2 separate regions of the Homo sapiens genome follow, and region 2 is linked to region 1. Evidence: read pairs that join two places in POLR2A ChIA-PET (ENCODE). Cell type or tissue: A673. All regions are shown on one strand.

What was found. Peaks named below come from ENCODE experiments on the same cell type or tissue, not always from the same donor. Only the 100,000 strongest peaks of a DNase experiment are listed, where the experiment ranks them.
Region 2: POLR2A ChIA-PET joins it to region 1 with 5 read pairs; 1 of 35 experiments calls an interaction of 5 or more read pairs at or near these places.

Annotation. Positions count from the first base shown.
Region 1 is chr16:24,541,622-24,544,121 of GRCh38, forward strand. All of the region lies in intron 1 of RBBP6 (RB binding protein 6, ubiquitin ligase), which reads left to right. Among named protein-coding and RNA genes, the nearest start is that of RBBP6, 3.3 kb to the left of the region's middle. In A673, no CTCF peak of the experiment used is centred here; no DNase peak of the experiment used is centred here; H3K4me3 peaks cover 1,756 bases; H3K27ac peaks cover 712 bases.
Region 2 is chr16:24,343,492-24,345,991 of GRCh38, forward strand. All of the region lies in intron 1 of CACNG3 (calcium voltage-gated channel auxiliary subunit gamma 3), which reads left to right. Among named protein-coding and RNA genes, the nearest start is that of CACNG3, 88 kb to the left of the region's middle. RefSeq lists an enhancer at 41-542. In A673, no CTCF peak of the experiment used is centred here; a DNase peak (open chromatin) is centred at 1,520.

The DNA.
Region 1 (2,500 bases):
TTAGATTCTTTCTCCTTTTCAAAAGTATTTTGATAATATTGGGAACTTAACAGTAGATAAATGTGACAAGCAGTCTTTCCTGACTCTGAACTTGTTTTGGTTTCTTTTTCTCAGATCAGTAATGCTGATGTGTATTTTTTAGCAGTTCGGTGTTCTAAAAGTTACTGATGGAATGAGAAGAAGTGAAGTTACAATTAGGTTAGGGTATTTTTTTAGTCACTAAATTTTTATCACACTTAAGGTGTGACATGGATTCTTTTAGTTGAAATGGGAGGTCCCCCACCTCCAGCCTGTAGTTTAGGTAGAGTAAATCTTGTCATGTAGAAGACCAGTTTTCCATTTACAATGCAGACCTAAGTATAATTGTATTAGGTTAAGGAACAGCAGTGCTGGCATATCATGACTCAAAAATATTAAGGAAGAATTTATTTGCTCAAATGATATTATGTGAAAATACTGTCTGCTTCCCCACCTTTTAAAAACAAGTGTCATACCCTTTGATAATTGGAGCTATGTGTAATCCTCTGCCTAAGGAGAGGAAAAACTGGTGGTGGTCATGAACAGTTGAGAAATAGCTTTATTTAAGTGCCTCACAAGCATCCCTTAACTACAACAGTCACATTTCACAGAACAGATGGGTTTATAAGAAGTTTGGGCCATCTTGACATATTGAGTATTTATGAATGAGAGGAGAGACAATATGAATGGAATTAAAGGATATTAAGGCAATTTTAATCGTCATATATTCAGGTTTCATATTTTACTGGAGTATTACACAATCGAATCATTAGGGCTAGGCGTTATCCATCTTTTCGACCCAACAATTGAATGCAGCTTTTTTTTTTTTTTTCCCCTGAAACAGAGTCTCACTCTGTCACCCAGGCTGGAGTGCAGTGGCACCATCTTAGCTCACTGCAACCTCCGCCTCCCTGGTTTGAGCGATTCTCATGCCTCAGCCTCCCAAGTAGCTGGGACTACAGGCATGCGCCACTACACCCAGCTAATTTTTTTTTGTATTTTTAGTAGAGATGGGGTTTTGTCTTGCTGGCCAGGCTGGTCTCGAACTCTTGGCCTCAAGTGATCCACCCACCTGGGTCTCCCAAAGGGCTGGGATTACAGGCATGTGAATGCAACTTTAGACTGGGTAAGTTATAGTTAAAAGAATCCTGTCCGGAAATTTAAGAGTTTTGTGACTTTGTGTAACCAATTTTTTTTTCCTAGCCCAGGAAATAAATGATACGTAATTCAAACCCAGAAAGCCAGGAATGTGTTTTTGCCCAGCACATTTTCTTTTTTATATTTATGTGAACTGCCCTTTATTGGAGAAAGCTTTGATGTTCGGTTTGTTAAGAAAAGGGAGCTTTGAGGGAGAAAATGTGTATTTTATGCAGTCCTCAAATTAAGAGAGAAAGAGATATTGATGGTAGCTACTTAACTAGTTTTATGGGAAATAGTATCCAATGTCACAAGGCAGTTGAGTAGAATGCCATTTGGTTTTAGCACCGATATTCAACATATTTACTAAAGAAAACTATGGTAATCTTTTTATCACAGTTAAGGTCCAGTTTCTTAATTTCATTCTTATAATTTTAAAATCCCTAATCTACCATGTTTCTGTAAAACATTTCCTTACAGTTTTGGAATTATGTGCATGTTTAGGTCCCTTAAATCTTTTTTTTTTTTTTTTTTGGAGACACATCCTCACAGGCTAGAGTATAATGGCACAATTTTGGCTCATTGCAGCTTCAACCTACCAGGCCCAGGTGATCCTCCCACCTCAGCCTCCCAAGTAGCTGGACTACAGCCACACACCACCATGCCTGGCTAATTTATTGTAATTTTTTTTTATTTTATTTTGGTAGAGATGGGGATTTTGCCATGTTGCCCAGGCTGGTCTCCTGAGCCCAAGTGTTCTCCTGCCTTGGCCTCCCAAGGCCATCCCAAAGTGCTGGGATTATAGGCTTGAGCCACTGTGCCTGGCATAGGACCCTTAAATCTTGATAAGACTGAAACGCTTGGGTCAGAATTCCATGGATTTTAGACAAGAATCCTGCTTGTTTCTAGACTGTATTTCAAAATGAATATCAAGTAATCTTTGTTATATATGAGAAACTTTTCTGCACACCGACCCCTAAAAAACAAAACATCCTTCGTTCTGAAATTAAAGTGTGAGAGGTTTGGAAGCTGAATATGAAGTGTTTATAAATGACCCTTGTCACCTTTCTTACTCTCCATTTCTCGGATTCATTCTGTTTTTCATTTCATCCATGCCTTTCATGTCTGGGGTCAAAAAAACTGGCAAGCAGAAAGGGTCTTTTGAAGCCAACAGACTACTTGTTAAGGAGGTATTTTAAATGAAATACCCCCAAAGTGTCTTTATTACCCCTAGAAAGATACTTTGAGGGGTAAGAAATCATTGTAATTCAGGTATTTAAAAAGTCAGTTAGAACATCTGTTTTGAAGGGCATTGAGGCACCTTTTAGTTTGACACAGTACGGTG
Region 2 (2,500 bases), 200 kb before region 1:
CCTTCCCCTGCCCAGGTGCCCCTGGGACATGCCATGGGGAAGCATAGTTAATGGAGAAGCCACTGGTCCAGTTCATTGCCAACATCAATAGTAGGGGGTAGGCTATAAAATGATCATGAAGCGACCAGGCAAAGAACTTAGTTCACAATACAGACTTGTTGAAGAGAGTGTAATTCATAATAGTAGTTAGGAACTTTGTCTTTGGGGTCAGCTGGTAAATGTCAAGCTGTGTCCTTGAGTAAATCGGTGACTTGGCTAAGCTTCAATTTCCTCCTCATATTAATAACATTGCCTCATTATAACATTAGGCATCTCAGGCCGGGCACAGTGGCTCACACCTGTAATCCCAGCACTTTGGGAGTCTGAGACGGGTAGATCAGGAGGTCAGGAGATCAAGACCATCCTGGCTAACACAGTGAAACCCCGTCTCTACTAGAAATACAAAAAATTAGCCAGGCATGGTGGCAGGCGCCTTTAATCCCAGCTACTCAGGCGGCTGAGGCAGGAGAATGGCGTGAGCAGAGCAAGCAGTGAGCCAAGATTGCGTCACTGCACTCCAGTCTGGGCGAGATTCCGTCTCAAAAAAATAATAAATAAATAACATTAGGCACCTCATAAAGTCATTTAGATAGCTAAAGAGGATAAAACACGTAAATGTGGCCAGGCGCAGTGGCTCACATCTGTAATCCCAGTGCTTTGGGAGGCTGAGGCGGGTGGTTCACCTGAGGTCAGGGGTTCAAGACCAGCCTGGCCAACATGGTGAAACCCTGTCTCTACTAAAAATACAAAAATTAGCCAGGCCTGGTGGTCGGGAGGCTGTGGCACAAGAATCGCTTGAACCTGGGAGGTGGAGGTTGCAGCGAGTTGAGATCGTGCCACTGCACTCCAACCTGGGCAATAGAGCAAGACTCAGTCTCAGAAAAAAAAAAAAAATGCATAAATGCTTAGAATGGTACCTGGTATATAGTAGGTGCACACGTGTGTTACTTATTATGATTTCTTATCCAGTCAACTGGAAGGGGATGGGGCTTAAAACCAAACAGGCATATATAAATGAAACTCTAAAATATGAACAAGCATGAATAAGGTCTTTTTTTCCCAATATCAGGGAAGAAATTATGGGTCTGTCTTTTTTCTAAGAATTTCCTTGAGTCTTCTCTCCTGAACCTCCTTCCTGGTTCTGAGTCTATTATTTGCCTGGTAAGCGGAGAATCAGAACCAAGGAGATGTTCTACATATCCCAAGGCATTTATTATGAAATGGCTCTGGCCTGGAGCCTACTTATAGTAGAAATTAAATATATGACACTCTTATTTTTATGAGATCATAATAGACATCATGATAGTAGCCATGGTAGCCATAATAATAACGGCTACTATTCATAGTGTAATGGTGAAACTACACAGCCTTTGAAACCTGGATCCAAAAATCAATTCCGTCACTCACCAGCTGTGACACCATCTCCTCTGTGATTTTCCATTGTCTCATTATCAAATGTTAATACTAATAGCCTCTACCTCCTGGGGTGGTAAACAAGGGTAAATGAGATAAGGGGTGTAAGGTTTCAGCTATGTGCCTGGCCAATTGGAAGCACTTAATAAGTGTCAGCCATTATTATGACATGCCTAGAGCTTTGCAAAAATTATCTCATGTTCATGTATAGCTTTATTTCATTCTTACAATAACAGTTCTGAAATACCAACGCAGCTCTGTCTGATTCCGAACCTTGTCCGTTTCCCACGACATCACAATGCCCGCCCCCCTGATTCCACTCCAGCTACACAGACAGGGAAAGGGACAAGAATGCATAATTTCTGGAAAATTTTTTGTCCTTTAAAAGAACTGGCAGAGCTATTAACTGCCCCCAGAGACTGGTTAACTGTCTAGTTAACTAACACCCAAAATGATGATTAAACATCCACACCTCAGCCGGGCAAGGTGGCTCACGCCTGTAATCCCAGCACATTGGGAGGCCGAGGCAGGTGGATCACCTGATGTCAGGAGTTCGAGATCAGCCTGGTCAACATGGTGAAACCCATCTCTCCTAAAAATACAAAAATTAGCCGGGCATGGTGGCAGGTGCCTGTAATCCCAGTTACTCGGGAGGCTGAGGCAGGATAATCTCTTGAACCCGGGAGGCAGAGGTTGCAGTGAGCCGAGATCGTGCCATTGCAATCCAAACTGGGCGACAAGAGAGAAACTCTGTCTCAAACAAAACAAAAAAGACAGCAAATGTGGACGGATGTTCAAGATGCATGTTCAGCAAATCTGAGGCTCCCAAAGGGGTGAACCTCATAGCGAGGGAGATGAGCTGTGATCCTTTGGGAGGGCAGAGAGGGAAAGGGAGTGTCCTGTGGTCAGATATGAACATCATTGGGGAGAGTGGACTATTCTGGAATGCCTGGACTCAGCTCTTGATTGGAATGCCGGTTCTATTTAGGTTGGTGCAAAAGTAATTGCACAACTGCACAATTACTTTTACATCAACCTAAATAGCTAC